Linked DNA regions of Homo sapiens: region 2 is linked to region 1. A link is an interaction called in ENCODE POLR2A ChIA-PET data of the cell type or tissue named here. Cell type or tissue: CD4-positive, alpha-beta T cell. All regions are shown on one strand. Links, peaks and the distances in the headings refer to the core of each region. The heading gives the core; the rest is flanking DNA. Region 1 has its middle 33 kb from the start of MIR1587. Region 2 has its middle 63 kb from the start of LINC03099.

Region 1 (8,229 bases), core at 3,153-5,652:
AACTGAGGCAAAGGGGGTTAAAGAAATTGCTGGATCATTTGCCTCTGGTGCCTTGGCTCACTTCCTTGAGGCCTCACCTCTGCTGCTTCCAGCTGTGGCCTTGGTGGACCATTCCGTGAGGGCTTTGACTCAACTCACACTGACAGCGTCTCACCCAAAGTGAGTACCAGTCATCTCTGCCTTTCATTTTCTGCCCCAGGGCTTCTCTGCTACTGCAGACACGGGAAGGGGGGTTTCCTTGTCAGGCAACACTCACATCCTGGAAAGGAGGCTTGTTCACTCATAGGTCTGCCAGTTGATGCTGGCTGTCCTTAAAGCCCTCAGCTGGGGCTGTTGGTCACATATTTACACACGACCTCTCTGTGTAGTTTGGGCTTTCTCACAGCATGGCGACTAGGTTCCAAAGGTCAGTGTCCCAAAAGAGAGCTCCTGGGCACCAAGCAGAAGCTGTTTGCATGTTGTGACTTAGCATCACAAACCACATGGCATCAGTTCCACCATATTCTATGGGTTGGAAGAGTCACCCACCCAGGTTCAAGGGGAGAGGAAAAAGACACCACCTCTTGAGGGAGTAAGGAGATCCTGGAAGAACATATGGGACCAGAAATATCACTGTGGCCATAATTGAGAAATACAGTGTATCACAACAGAGGTGTCTGGAGACAGAGTGGAAAAGATGTGGCTTAAACATGTTAAATACTTGAATTTGAGGCCAGGTGTGGTGGCTTATGCTTGTAATCCCAGCATTTCAGAAGGCCTAGGAGGGTAGATGGCTTGAGACCAGGAGTTTGAGACCAGTCCGGGCAATGTGGCAAAACCCCATCTCTATGAAAAATACAAAAAATTAGCTGGGCATGGTGTCAAGTACCTGTGGTCTCAGGTACTCAGGAGGCTGAGGTGGGAGGATCACTTGGGCCGTGGAGGTCGAAGCTGCAGTGAGCTGTGATCATGCCACTGCACTCCAGCCTGGGTGAAAGAGTGAGACCCTATCTCAAGAAGAAAAAAAATAATTGAAATAAATAAATAAAACTTGAATTCGGCTGGGTGCAGTGGCTCATGTCTGTAATCCCAGCACTTTGGGGGGCCGAGGCGGGAGGATCACTTGAGCTCAGGATTTTGAGACCAGCCTGGGCAACAAAGTGAGTCTCCATCTCTACAAAAAATTAAAAAATTAGTCAGGCGTGGTTGTGCACACCTGTAGTCCCAGCTACTCAGGAGGCTGAGATGGGAGGATAGCTTGAGTCAAGGAAGTGAAGGCTGCAGTGAGCCATGATCATGCCGCTGCACTCCAGCCCAGGTGACAGACTGAGACCCTTTCTCAAAAAAAGAAAAAAGAAAAGAAAAGCCCTCGAATTCCAGGGAACCAGCCCAAGGAACATCCAGTGCTTCTTTGGGTCCAGACACAATATAGGGGCTGCCCAGCCACCTTGATATAAGAGACACCAAGAGGACACTTACCCCATGTCCTGCAACCCAGGAAATGCTACTTTAGGGTTAGTCTTTGCCATAATTCAGGGATGACTAAGCTGGTAGAGTCACTCTCGCAGGTTTTCTGGAGGGCAGGCTCTTGGAGGTTCTGCAATGGGAATGCACCTTCCCTGCAACTCCACGGCTCTTGGTGGAGACCAAGGCAGACTGTTCCACTCCAGTGGGCTGCGTGTTCTGACACAGGTGAGCAGGGGCTTCTGGAAGCACACGGGAGAGGCACCTACCCCAATAGGGCCTGCTGTGTCGGCTTGGGTTGACGCCTTTTCTAGAGGAGGTGACATCTGAGCAGGATGGTGAATGACGAGTAGGAGTTGACCAGAATAGGAGGGGGTGGTGAAGAGGCTGGAGCATGAGGGAAGTGGTGAGGGGAAGGGAGAGAAGGATGGACGGAGTGCTGGGACCACATTTGCCAGGCCTGTCAGGGAACTGGGATTGATGGTTTGATTGGTTTTCCCTTCCCTTTGTCCAGGACATCAGGAAATGCCTAGATTTTGGTGTGTGGCGGTGGGCGGGTACGGGGCTAAGAATATATACCAGGTGGCTGTGGAAAGAGAGAGGTGGGTGGGGGAAGGAGAAGAGGGAGAAGGAGGACAAAGAAGGGAAAAGAGGAGGGAGAGAGGAAGGGGGGAAGAGAAAGGAGGAGAAAGAGAAGAAGAAGGGGGAAGACGAAAAAGAGGAAGGCCGGGCGCGGTGGCTCATACCTGTAATCCCAGCACTTTGGAAGGCCGAGGCAGGTGGATCACCTGAGGTCAGGAGTTTGAGACCAGCCTGGCTGACACGGTGAAACCTCGTCTCTACTAAAAATATAGAAAATTAGCCAGGTGTAGTGGGGTGTGCCTGTAATCCCAGCTACTTGGGAGGCTGAGGTGGGAGAATCACTTGGACCCGGGAGGCAGAGGCTGCAGTGAGCCAAGATCGTGCCACAGCACTCCAGCCTGGGCAACAGAGTGAGATCCTGTCTCAAAAAAAAAAAAAAAAAAAAAAAAAAAGAACAGAAGGAGAAAGAGGGAAAGAGGAGGGGGAAAAGCAAGAGAAGAATGAGAAAGTGGAGTAGGAAGAGAGAGGTAAAAGAAGAGGCTTCTAGGACAAAGGACTTTTTCATAATGTGGCCTTGAGCCAGCCTGGGCACCTTGACTAATCTGAAAGCCTTTGCTTTGGGGACCTTCCCTTGCCTGTTTATGTCCTGTAATTGCTCATTTATTCATCCATTCCATCCACAGGTACTTACTGTTTGGCCTCTACTTCCTTATATGTTAACTTAAGGTTTTCTTTGCATGTTTTTTCACTTTAACAAATAGATATTGGGATACAGCGTAACAAATACAAGTGAATCTACTGGCCAATGGAACAGCGTATTTGAGATCTGTAGTCCAGTGTGTTCACTGCTGCATTTTCCTTCCCTCCCTCCTTCCATCAGCCCACCCACTCTCACTTAGCAAGTTTTGGCTTGAGAGCTTGCTCCGTGCCGGGAATAGGACGTGGCAGTTCATGTGCTCAGTATCAGCTAGGATTAGCTTTGGCTGAGAGTAACCAAAAAACCCCACATGACATTGGTATGTCCAAGATAGCATTCACTTTATCCCTCGTGTTCAGAAGGTCCAGATTTAGGCAGTGCCAGGAAGCGCTGGCATTGTACAGGGTTAGGGACACCGGCTCCTTGTTGTCTGCCAGGTATGGCTTCTAACATGGTTGAAAACCATGTCTCAGCTACGTGCAGTGGCTCATACCTGTAATCCCAGCAGTTTGGGAGGCCAAGGTGGGAGGATCCTTTGAGCCCAGGGGTTCAAGACCAGCCTGGGCAACATTAGCGAGAGACTCCATCTCTAAAAAAAAATAAGCCAGGTGCGATGGCACATGCCTGTGGTCCAAGCTACTAGGGAGGCTGAGGTAGGAGGATCTTTTGAGCCCAGGAGGTCGAGGATACAGTGAACCATGGTCACACCACTGCATTCCGGCCTGGATGACAGAGCAGGATCCTGTCTCAAACAACAACAAATAAAATACCATATCTAGACTTTCTTTGACAGTCCTCCCAACCAGGTGGAGCCTAATTCTCCTCTGAATATGGACCAGACATTTCCAATGAATTGAATGAACCAGAGGTGATGCTGTGAGGCCAGGTTGGAAAAGGTGATATGGCTTTCACCTCTCTCTCTCTCTCACTCCTTCTCCCCCTCGCCCTCTCTCCCTCTCTCCCTCTCTCCCTCCCTCCCACATGTCTTTGAAGCACTGAGCTGCCATTTAAGAATTTGGCTACCCTGAAGCTGCCATGTTGGAGAGAGATGCCCAAGGTATCCCAGATATTCTATTCTGCACAATCCACTCCCCACCCCTGCCAGTCTTCACAGCCCAGCTGCCAGACACGTGACTCTGCCCCGACACACATTTCTGCCCCTTCTGGAGCCTGCTAAGCCCACCACCCCACTTGGAGACAGCCTTCTTTTTTTTTTTTTTTTTTTTTTTTGAGACGGAGTTTCATTCTCGCTCTGTTGCCCAGGCTGGAGTGCAGTGGCACGATCTCAGCTCACTGCAAGCTCCGCCTCCCAGGTTCACACCATTCTCCTGCCTCAGCCTCCCGACTAGCTGGGACTACAGGCGCCCGCCACCATGCCCGGCTAATTTTTTGTATTTTTAGTAGGGACGGGGTATCACCATGTTAGCCAGGATAGTCTCGATCTCCTGACCTCGTGATCCGCCCACCTTGGCCTCCCAAAGTGCTGGGATTACAGGCATGAGCCACCGCGCCCCTTCGGAGATAGCCTTCTTGAGGGTAGAGGTCTCCCTAGAGCCTGCAATGGGGCCCTCTGGGGTCCTGAGGACACCGACATGCCTGCTGCCTGGGTTGGCAGCTGCTCACCATCTTTGCACTATCTTCTTACTGACAGCCCCCAGGTGACTCAGAACGTGTGGTTGACGTGGAGCCACTCAATTTCCTGCCTCGCCTCTCCTCTGGCCTCCTGGCTTGCAACCAAGTCTTCCTATCTGGGGGGTTGAGGGTGCTGTGGCTTCACACTGGCTTTCTCAGCTCCTCCCTCTCCTGCAGGGACTAGGTTGGCGGATCAAGGGAGGAGGAACAGTGGCCCTCATCCCTTCCAGTGCAGTGGGAATGGCACTAGATTGGAGATCTAGGCTGTCATCCAGGCTCTGCCACTAACTGGCTCCTGAGACTTGGTAAATCCCTTTACCCCTGGTCACAGTTTTCTTATCTACAAAGCCTTCATAGATTGAGGCTTTGTAATGCTCTAGTACAGTCATGTGTCACTTAATGAAGGGGATATGTTCTGAAAAATGTTTGGTTAGGGGATTTCGTCATTGTATGAACATCATAGCATATATTTCTACGAGCCTATGTGGTATAGCTTACTACACACTTAGGCTACATGGTATAGCCTGTTGTTCCTAGGCTACAAACCTGTACAGCATGTACTGTACTGAATACTGCAGGTAATTGTTATACAGTGGTATTTGTGTATCTAAACATCTCTACACATAGAAAAGTTACAGTAAAAATACAGTATTATAATATTACGGGACCACTGTCGTATATACAATATGTTGTTGACTGGTACGTCATTATGTGGTGCATACTTGTATTTATTGAGTGTCCACACTATCCTGGGGTTAGGCTCTTTGGAGGATCCCAAAGAAATTATATCATTTAGTGATTTTTCCATTGTGAACCCAACCCAATTCAATATTAGCAAAAGGGGAAATTGATTGGTTTATGTTACTGAATGGTCCAGAGGTAACCTACTTCAGGTATGGCTTCATCTAGGGCTTAAATGATGCCACCAGCACCCATTATCTGCTCTGTTTCCTCTGGATGGGTTTCATGGTTACACACAGTAGTGGTTCCCTGCCCCCACCCCCCAACCCCATCCAGATTCCTGGAACTTCCAGCCCCCATTCCTGCCACCTGCCCACCCAATTGTAGCTGCTCTACTCTAGAACTCACATGCTGTACAACCAAACCCAGCCCAGAAGAGAGACCCTGTGTTCCAGCATTCCCATCAAGAATCCTGATATTCACTCTGATTGGACCAATTTGGTCATGTGTATCTTCCCTTTTGAATTAAGCCAATCTGGTTGATCCCTAGAGCTGGATGTGCAGCCAACTCCAACTCCCTAAACTGCCTGGCTGGGAGAGGGAGGAAATAGATACTGGCCACTTGTGTGTGTGTGTGTGTGTGTGTGTGCGTGTGTGTGTGTTAGGATGGGGGTGGCTTATTCTTAAAGATCTTACTCAGAAAGGAGGCTGAGGCAGGAGGATCACTTGAGCCCAGGAGGTCAAGGCTGCCATGAGGTGTGAATGTGTCATTATACTCCAGCCTGGTCAACAGAGAAAGACACTGTCTCGAAAAAAAAAAAAAAAAGCGAATTTATGATTTACACTCAGGATGCAGAAAGCATGACTTGAACGATCCTTCCTTGTGAAATTTGACAAAGGGAAAACTCCATGTGAGTTCAGGGGACAGGGAGGGCTTCTTGCAGAGGCAAGACTTGGATGCTGAGGAGAATTTAGGCAGAAAGAAGCCTGGGGTTGGGGTAGACGAGGACCTTTTTATGTGTGATCTGCAACCCTGCAGCTTCTCCCAGTCCCAGCACTATATCGATTGCAGTTTGAATAGGTTGTAATTGTGGAAGCAAAAACTTCAACAAAGGAATTTTCAGGGTATGCAATTCAGAACATATGTTGAAGTCCTAACCCCTCAGTGCCCCAGAATGTGACAGTATTTGGAAATGGGGTCTTTAAAGCGGTAATTAAGTTAAAATGAGGTCATATGGGTAAGCCCTAATCCAATATGGCTGGTGTCTTTATAAGAAGAGGAAATTAGGACACAGACACATACAGAGGGAAGACTGTGAAGATATACAGCCAGAAGACAGCCATCTACAAGCCAAAGAGAGAGGCCTCAGAAGGAACCAACCCTGCTGGCACCTTGATCTCAGACTTCCAGCCTCCAGAACTGTGAGAAGATAAAATTCCATTGTTTAAGCCCCCCAGTGCATGATACTTTGTTACAGGCAAAGCCCTGGGAAGCTGGTTTTCAAAAGTGACCATGAACCCCACCTTTCTTTGCCCTTTCCTGGGAGGCTGACTCTGCTCCTCACACAGACCGGCTATGCTCCCAGCAGGATGCCATGGTGAGGGGGTCTCTCCTACCCCCACCCCCGGTTATCCCATAGCTGACACCTTAACTGCAGGGGCTTCACCAGCAAAGCCCTCTTAGATACTGAAAAGTCATCTTCATCCTGAAGTTCCTTTTGGTCACTTGCTTCTCACTGTCTCTAAGAATTAAACCCTTGCCATCTCCTCACAGTGTATACTTTGGCAGAAGATGAAGCCAGATTCAGTTATTTTTCTTGAAATAGGAGATGGAATTTTCCCCAATGTAAAAAGAATGGTGCCCGATTCTTGTGGGAGGTGGACGGGGCTGGCGCTGGCACTGCAGGTCTTCCTTTCCCTCAGAAATAGCCCCACAATGGCCTCATTTTCTAAAACTTGCAACTCAGCAAGTACTTCAGCCTTTAGCAAGAAGAATCCACTCTGCTCAAGTTGAAAAGTGAGAGATCCATTTGTCAATGTAGGCAAGCAAGCACTCAAGTAGTGGAAATTGAAGAGTTCCCCCAGTGCCCGTCCACCGGCCTTGGGGTTCAGGCATATCACCTCGATGGATTCATGGTCAGAGACAGAGATGTACACGTGGGCTTTAGCTTCTCCTACACCTGATGGGGACGTTGAATAAAAAAGTGGGATATGGGGGTGCGGAAGGTAGATGGTGTTGGCAAGTAGCAAGTTTGGAGGGGGAGGGGAGGAGCCCTGGGAAGCCAGGGACAGTTGAAGGGACTGGGGACAGGCAGGAAAAGGCCTGGAGGGAAGGGAAGCATTTTTCTCATTGGCCACGGACAAGGTGATCCGAAGACCCTGGATGTGAGCAGGTTTTTTTTTTTTTTGAGATGGAGTTTTGCTCTGTCGCCCAGGCTGGAGTGCAGTGGGCATGATCACGGCTCACTGCAACCTCCACCTCCCGGGTTCAAGCAATTCTCCTGCCTCAGCCTCCCGAGTAGCTGGGACTACAGACACGTGCAACCACATCCGGCTAGTTTTTGTATTTTTAGTAGAGACGGTTTCACCACGTTGGCCAGGCTGGTCTCGAACTCCTGACCTCAGGTGATCCACCTGCCTTGGTCTCCTAAAGTGCTGGGATTACAGGCGAGAGCCACCGCGCCTGGCCAGCAGGTCTTATTATTGACTTGACCCTCATATAACAAGCCCTGCCGCCCTCCCCACAAGATCTCAGAGCAGACTTCAAGCCGACATATCTTGCCTTAAAATAACAGAGGAGGCCCAGGCTGTCTTTTGCCCTCATCCTGGGAGAAGGACCTGTAAGAACTAATTTTTTAACAGAGTGATAAAAGGTAAACAAATCAGCCTGTTTGGGGGGTGGGGGTGGGGGAGGAAAAGGGCAGTGAGAGCTTATGGGTAGTGGGGTGATTGTGAGTTGCTCTCTTTACAATGGGAACCGGAAAGATAATCTTTCTGGAGCATTGAGGGCTCCAGTTAGAATCTTCCTTCCCTGACAAGGGGTTTCCTTCCATTGTTGTGTGGTCTTGAGGCCCCCTTCCTTAGCTCTTGGGGGCAGGCAGTAACAGTGGAGGATATGTACCAAGGGTTGAAGAGTTGGAGGGGCTGAGCTGGAGATCTGGAGGAGGAGCCCTGGGCTTCACAGCCATCACGGG
Region 2 (8,229 bases), core at 3,605-6,104, 330 kb before region 1:
AGACCTCCCATCTCAAAAAAACAAACAAACAAAAAAACAAAGAATGTGTTAGGGTGCAAGGAACCGAGAACTCTGTGAACAGCATTCTGAACATGCATCAGAGTTATTTTTCTTACAAAAGAAGTCCAAAATGAGATTCAACAGATGTGAGTTCAGTGACTTAAAACATCAAGATCAGCATTTCTGTGATTATTTTGGCCTCTCCTTTAGGCCCCAAGATGGCTGCTGTAGCTCTTGCACAGTGTGGTGTTATGATATATATTGGTTTTCATCCGCAGATCCTGGCTTATAACTCCATCGCCCTTGCTCCAGTCTTTTGTTATAACGTTGGGTGTACTGGGCCTCAGGGGCAGGGTTCTGCCCTTCTGGCTTCCTTCCATCCTAATCTTTTCCTACCTTTCTGATTGTGGGTCTTAAGACTCTGCCATGACAGAGTGCCCCCCTATACCCTGGGGGAAGGGATGCTGATGTCATGAAGCTTTCATAAAAACCCATGAGGACAGGGTCCAGCGAGCTTCCAGATAGCTGCACACATGGAGGTTCCTGGAGGGTGGCTCGCCTAGGGGAGGCATGGAAGCTCCACGTATCTTCTCCCATATCTCGCCTGCGTGTCTCTTCATCTGTATCCTTTGCAATATCCTTTCTAATAAACCGGTAAACATAAGTGTTTCTCTGAGTTCTGTGAGCCGCTCCAGCAAATTAATCAAACCCAAAGAGGGGGTCATGGGAACTTTAACTTGAAGCCAGTCAGTCAGAAGTTTCAGAGGCCTGGGTTTGCAACAGGTGTGTGTGGGGTGGGGGGGCAGTCTTGGGGACTGAGCCCTCAACCTGTGGGATCTGACATTATCCGCGGGTAGACAGTGTCAAAACTGAATTCAAGGACACCTAGCTGGTGCCCGCTGCTTGGTGTGTGGGGAAGCCCCTCCCACATTTGGTCACAGAAGTCTTCTGTGTTGACAGTTGTTGTGGTGTGAGAGTAGAGGAAGAACATGGTTAGAGACAGTTTCCTCAACACAACACGGTCAAGGCAGGAAGGGGGACGAAGAGATGGGGCAGCAGCACCAAAAATATCTGTCTTTTTTTTTTTTTTTTTGAGATGGAGTTTCACTCTTGTTGCCCAGGCTGGAGTGCAATGGCATGATCTCAGCTCATTGCAACCTCCGCCTCCCGGGTTCAAGCAGTTCCCTGCCTCAGCCTCCCCAGTAGCTGGGATTACAGGTGCTTGCCACCATGCCTGGCTAATTTTTGTATTTTTAATAGAGATGGGGTTTCACCATCTTTGCCAGGCTGGTCTTGAACTCCTGACCTCGTGATCCACCCGCCACAGCCTCCCAAAGTGCTGGGACTACAGGCGTGAGCCACCACGCCTGGCCGCCTCTTTTCTGCCCATAGGATCACTTGAGGTCAGGAGTTCAAGACCAGCCTGGCCAACATGGCAAAACCCTGTCTCTACTAAAAATACAAAAATTAGGTGGGTATGGTGGCACATTCCTGTAATTCCAGCTACTCAAGAGGCTGAGGCAGGAGAATTGCTTGAACCAGGACCCAGGAGGCGGAGGTTGCAGTGAACCAAGATGGTGCCATTGCACTTCAGCCTGGGTGACAGAGCAAGACTCCGTCTCGGACAAAAAAAAAAGAACTCTGCAAATTTTCCCTGTCCTCAAGATGGGCACAGACATGGCTTTAAGGCTGGAACACCAAGAGGCCTCTGGGTAGCAGTGCAGAAACCCTAGTGGGTTGAATGAACTGAACCGGCTGAATGAACTAAACCAGAGACCATAACAGATCTAAAAAGGTCAGTGGTAAGAATGCACTGAGAAGAGAGGTTGTAGCAGATTGTATTCTGAAAGTGGCCTTGCCACTGTATATGACCTCACATCCTCCTCCAGAACCTTGCCACTCCCTCCTCAAGAGGTGGGGCTTATTTCTCTCACCCCTTGAAACTGGGCAGGCCTTTGTGACTGCCTTGACAAACAAATGTGACAAAAGTGACACCACATGATTTCTGAGGACTGGGTCATGAAAGGCAAATTGGTTTCTGCCTGGCTGTCTCCATTCTGTCTCTGTCCACTGACCCTTAGAACTCAGCTGCCATGCTATGAGGAAGCCCAGGCCACAAGCAGAGGCCATGTGTCCCAGCTGACAGCCCCAGAGGAGGTCACAGATGACAGTAGCATCAATTGTCAGAGCCCTCAGATGATCCCAGCACCCACCCTTCGAACCACCCCAGCTGACACTACGTGGAGCAGAGATAGCTGTCCCCACCAAGCCCTGCTCAAATGACAGATTGTATGAGAAAAATCACTGTTGTGTTCGTTTTAAGCTGCTAAGTTTTGGGGTGGTTTGGGATGCAGCTGGAGATAGATACTTGGGCAGGCAGAAGTCAGTGAGTACCGGTGGGGGCAGGTGAGTCCCTTCCTCATGCCAGAACCAGGGCTCAGCTTTTGATTGCCCCAGGGGAGAAGGGAAGGAGGAGGTGGAGGACAAGTGAGAATCCCATTTACTCTGGAAGGGACTGCCTTTAAACTGGCAGTACTTGAGTTGGTTAGAATTGGCACGCTTACCTCTTCCATCATCAGTGGAAATGGGGACTCAAGAGCCAAGTTTAGTTTCAGGAAAATAGAGAGCATTGCTCTTTGCACACCAGAGTTTGTGACCAAGCAAAAATTCCTAGCCACTTTACAACTTGAGACTGGGGTACTTGGAAACACAGCTCTGATTCGAGCCCCTGTGCAAACACTAAATTGGGGCACACCAGGCTAGCTCTGCATGGGCATTTTCAGTTGGAAACTGTGATTTAGTGGTCAAAAGTCACAGGCCTGGCCGGGCACGGTGGCTCACACCTGTAATCCCAGCACTCTGGGAGGCCAAGGTGGGTGGATCACGAGGTCAGGAGTTCAAGACCAGGCTGGCAAAAATGGTGAAACCCCATCTCTATTAAAAATACATAAATTAGGCCGGGCGCGGTGGCTCACGCCTGTAATCCCAGCACTTTGGGAGGCCGAGGTGGACAGATCATGAGGTCAGGAGATCGAGACCATCCTGGCTAACACGATGAAACCCCGTCTCTACTAAAAATACAAAAAATTAGCCAGGCGTGGTGGCGGGCGCCTATAGTCCCAGCTACTCAGGAGGCTGAGGCAGGAGAATGGCGTGAACCCCGGAGGCGGAGCTTGCAGTGAGCCAAGATCGTGCCACTGCACTCCCTCCTGGGCGACAGAGCGAGACTCCGTCTCAAAAAAAAAAAATTAGCCAGGTGTGGTGGCAAGCACCTGCAATCCCAGCTACTGGGGAGGCTGAGGCAGAGAACTGCTTGAATCTGGGAGGCGGAGGTTGCAGTGAGCCGAAATCTCGCCACTGCACTCCAGCCTAGGCGACAGAGTAAGACTCGCTCTCAAAAAAAAAAAAAAAAAAAGTCATAGGCCCAGGAACCAAGTGAGCATCTAAGTTAATTCCTCTACTACCCCTAGCCCACTGAGGCTTCTCAGGGGAAGGATTAGTGTTGGGCCAAGACTCGATCTCCATGAAGAGCCCCCATCCTCATGCCATTCCCAGGGTGCGCACTGCTAGGGCCAGGGCTGCAGGAAATCTCTGGTTGCAACAGATCGGAAGAAGGTGCAGGGGGCCGGGGGCTGGACTGGACCTCTTCTGCACAGTCTTGCTGCAGCTCCACCTGTTTATGTGTCCTCTTCTTGGCAGCTGCTCAGAGGGTCACATGCCAGCCTCGTCGCTTTGTGGACAATCCAGGCAGAAGGCGGCAGGATGGGCCAGCTGTGCCTCCAGGCATTTCCAGCCTTCCAACCCTGAGACACATGTTTTATGACTCAAGAGTTTTGGGAAGACAATCTTGCCTCAAATATTCCTGTTGCAATCTACATCTCAAATGTTCATAAAACCTATTTTTTACTTTGAGATACCTGAAACAGCGAATCTGTCCCCAAATGTCTTTGGCACTTTCTGGCTTACTCTGTGTCCAAGTTAAGCAGTGCTGTATTTTTCTTCTTTTTCTTAAATAAATTAGATGCATATTCTCAGGAATAACACATGGTTGCCATTAAGGCTTGTGATGTTTGGGGTTTGGTGCAAACCCACATTTTATCCATTGAACTATTTCTTTTTTCCAAAATAGTGAAAAGAGCTATACAACACAAAAGCAATTACATGACTTAACTTTCCATCTCCGTCGAGCAGTGATTAAAAGTGGAAAATAATACAAGCACTTAGGCTTTTTTCTGGAAAGCCAAACAGGAAAGGAAATTTGTTGGGATGGGTTTTTTTGTTTTTGTTTTTGTTTTTCACCATAAACTACCAGGAGGAGAAATGGTGAGAATGCTGGGGGTTCCAGAAAGTGCAAGAAGCCAAAACAAAAAGCCTTTTTCATGAGGGATAAGGGTTTGGTGACCACTAAAATCCTCAAAAAATATAAGATTTTCACCACCCGGAAGCTTGGTGTCATTGTTTAGCTTCTGATGGCTCACTCACCACCAGTAGAATCTAAGAGACTCCCCAATGGTCTACATCAGTGAGGGAAAGAAGTTGGTGGCTTAGCACTTTCTGTTCTTAAGGATTCACCAGTCAAACCTATATGATCTTCCCTGAATTCCCCGAAAAGTTTTTTTAAAAATAAGTCTGAGGCCAGGCACGGTGGCTCACGCCTGTAATCCCAGCACTTTGGGAGGCTGAGGCGGGTGGATCACCTGGGGCCAGGAGTTCGAGACCAGCCTGACCAACATGGTGAAACCCTGTCTCTACTAAAAATTTAAAAAATTAGCTGGGCATGGTGGTACACACCTGCAATCCCAACTACATGGGAGGCTGAGACACAAGAATTCCTTGAACCTGGGAGGCGGAGGTTGCAGTGAGCCGAGCTCCAGCATGGGCAACAAGAGCGAAACTCCATCTCAAAAAAAAAAAAAAAAAAAGAAGTTTGGCTGGGCATGATGGCATACACCTGTAGTCCCAGCTACTCGAGAGGCTGAGACGTAGGAGGATCGCTTGAGCCCAGGAAGGAATTCAAGGTTACAGTGAGCTATGTTCACATCACTGCACTGGGCAACAAGAGCAAAACCTGTCTCTCAAAAAAACAAAAAAGAAGTATTTCTCAGCTCCTCTATATGTAATCGGAAATTTCTTTCACACCCTTGCCCCATCAAACAACAAAATGAATTCAACTTAAAGGGCCAGGTGCGGTGGCTCACGCTTGTAATCCTAACACTTTGGGAGGCCAAGGCGGGAGGATCCCTTGAGTCCAGGAGTTCAAGACCAGCCTGGGCAACAGAGTGAGACCCTGTCTTTAAAAAAAAAAAAAAAAATTAGCCACACTTGGTGGCACAAACCTGTAATCCCAGCTACTGGGGAGGCTGAGGTGGGAGAATCACTTGAGCCTGGGAGGTTGAGGCTGTAGCTGTAGTGAGCCCAGACTGAGCCACTGCACTCCAGTCTGAGTGACAGAGTGAGAGCCTGTCTCAAAAAAAAAAAAAAAAAAAAAAAAAGGTCAGGCACGGTGGCTCCCAACTATAATCCCAGCACTTTGGGAGGCCAAGCTAGGTGGATCACTTGAGTGCAGGTGTTGGAGACCAGCCTGGGCAACATGGCAAAACCCCATGTCTACAATGTATACAAAAATTAGCCAGGCATGGTGGTGTGTGTCTGTAATCCCAGCTATTTGGGAGGCTGGAGGTAGGAGGATCGTTTGAGTCTGGTAGCTCAAGGCTGCACTGAGCCAAGATCGCCCCACTGCACTCCAGCCTGGGTGACAGAGCAAATCCCCGTCTCAAAAGCAAACAAACAAAAAACAAAAACCAGGCCCAGTAGCGCAGCTCACGCCTGTAATCTCAGTACTTGCGGAGGCCAAGGTAGGAGGATTGCTCGAGCTCAGGAGTTTGAGACCAGCCTGGGCAAAAAAGCAAGACCTCATTTCCACTAAAAATATAAAAAATCAGCCAGGCATGGTGGTGCATGCCTGTAGTCCCAGCTACTCAGGAGGCTGAGGCAGGAGGATCACTTGAGCCTGGGAGATTGAGGTTGCAGTGAGCCATGATTGCCCCACTGCACTGCAGCATGGGCAACAGAGCAAGACCCTGTGTCAGAAAAAACAAACAAAAAACAAAAAGCCACCCTGACTTGCACATGGTAGTCTGGTTACTGGAAGGCTCAGCGTGTTGGCTGAAGCAAAATGTAAACAGAGTCCACACCATCAATGCAAAAGAGACTGGAGTTAAGTGTGGTAGGATGGCTCCCTAAACATTCGTTTCAACTATTCTCTCACTGAAGGTCCTCTAGGGCAAGATTCTAAAGCTAATAACCCACTTTCCCAGACATCTGTGCAGCAGGAGTGACCACGTGACTCTTTTCTAGCCAATGGGACACAGGCAGAAATCAGCTGGCACCGCCTCTTCTGTCACTTTCTCCTCTTGCTGGAGCAAGGGCCTGGGGCTGGAAATACGGCAGCCACTGCTAAGGCTGGAGGAAGGGAAAGACAGAAAGACCCTGGCTCCTTCTTGGCCTTCGTGGACCACCATTCCAGACCTGGACTGTATTAGCCTGACTTCTCATTGCCTGAGACTATATGATTAAGTCCAGTTAAGCCACCACAGTTGTTGGGTTTCATGTACAGGCAACTGAGTGTCATCCTGTGTAATTCAGAATTATGTAAGTCTTCCTTTACCCACACGACAAAATGCCACCTTCCCAAGGAGCATGGGAGAGAGGGAAACCTCAGAGGACTTGAACAGTGGGCTGGGCTACAGATCCAAGTCAGGGTGGATGAAAGTGGTTTTAGGACAGCTAAATGACTGTGGGAGGACTGCTCCAACCTTATTTTAATTTTTTTAATTTTTAAAATATTGATTTACTTATTAGAGATGGGATATTGCTCTGTCACCCAGGCTGGAATGTAGTGATGCAGTCATAGCTCACTGTAACCTCAAACTCCTGGGCTCAAGCGATCCTCTTACCTCAGCCTCCCGAGTAGCGGGGACTGCAGGTGTGTGTCACCATGCCCAGATAATTAAAAAAAAATTTTTTAGAGACGGGATCTCACGATGTTGCCCAAGCTGGTTTCAAACTCCTGGCCTCAAGGTATCCTCCCACCTCAGCCTTGAGAGTAGCTGGGATTAGAGGTGCAAACCACTGCACCAGGCTCAAGAAATACTTTAAATGAGAATATCGATATCTCTGCCAATCTTAATTCTCATAGTGAAGATATTCAGCATCCAAAGAATTATCAAGATAATTAACCTGTTTAATTCCTGGAACAGTAAAAACTGCTTTCTGTTACAAGACACAGAAACCTCCACTGAATTGGCTTAATTTTTTTTTTTTTTGAGATGGGGGGTCTTGCTCTGAAGCCATCCTCCCACTTCAGCCTTCCAAGTAGCTGGAACTATAGGCACGTGCCACCACACCTGGCTAATTTTTGTAATTTTTGTAAAGCTGGAGTTTCGTCATGTCGGCCAGGCTGGTCTTAAACTCCTGAGCTCAAGCCATCCTCCAGCCTCGACCCCGCAAAGTGCTGGGATTACAGGTGTGAGCCACTGCACCCGGCCCCTGGCTTAAATATTGATTGGAGGATGGACTGGTTCACATGACCGAAAAGTCCAGAGGTATATCTCACTTCGGGCAAGCCTTGATCCAGCGACATCATAAAATCCCCAATGCCCTCATACCTCCTCATTTCACTGCTCTACCTTCCAAGGCTCAGGCTTCATTCTCAGGTTTGCTACCTGAGGCAGATACTATTGATGCCCTGTCCCTTATGCCCTTGGCCTACTTGAGTCTGCCTGCAGCTGTGATGGACAATTTGCTGTACTCTGACAACTTGCTGCCTCAAGCACCTACCTCTCTCTGATGCTCTGCCTGGTTGCTTTCTTCTGTACTAGGGGAGGTGGTTCTACTGAATGCAGGGGAATGATGCTGGGGAGACATCTCCTCTCCCTGCAGCTACAAAAGTGGCTTGCATTATATTTCTGTTGGACAGCACCGCTGTAGATTCTATAGCAATCTACAGCCTGTGTGCCAGATCTGGCCAGCTGCCTGTTTTTGTAAATAAAGTTTTATTGAAAAATAGCCCCACTCATTATTTTATATATTATCTGTGGCTGCCCTACAGCAGCAGAGTTGAATAGTTGCCACAGAAACCATATGGCCTGCAAAGCCTAAAATAGTTATTCTCTGAACCTTTGCAGAAAAAGTTTGCCAATACCTGGTAGAAAATATTGGCCTGAAAAA

The links. Peaks named below come from ENCODE experiments on the same cell type or tissue, not always from the same donor. Only the 100,000 strongest peaks of a DNase experiment are listed, where the experiment ranks them.
Region 2: POLR2A ChIA-PET joins it to region 1 with 8 read pairs; 3 of 35 experiments call an interaction of 5 or more read pairs at or near these places.

What each region holds. Positions count from the first base shown.
Region 1 is chrX:39,866,612-39,874,840 of GRCh38, reverse strand. No RefSeq gene overlaps it. Among named protein-coding and RNA genes, the nearest start is that of MIR1587, 33 kb to the right of the region's middle. RefSeq lists an enhancer at 30-329. In CD4-positive, alpha-beta T cell, for the core only: no CTCF peak of the experiment used is centred there; a DNase peak (open chromatin) is centred at 4,430.
Region 2 is chrX:40,195,374-40,203,602 of GRCh38, reverse strand. No RefSeq gene overlaps it. Among named protein-coding and RNA genes, the nearest start is that of LINC03099, 63 kb to the left of the region's middle. RefSeq lists a silencer at 878-927. In CD4-positive, alpha-beta T cell, for the core only: no CTCF peak of the experiment used is centred there; no DNase peak of the experiment used is centred there.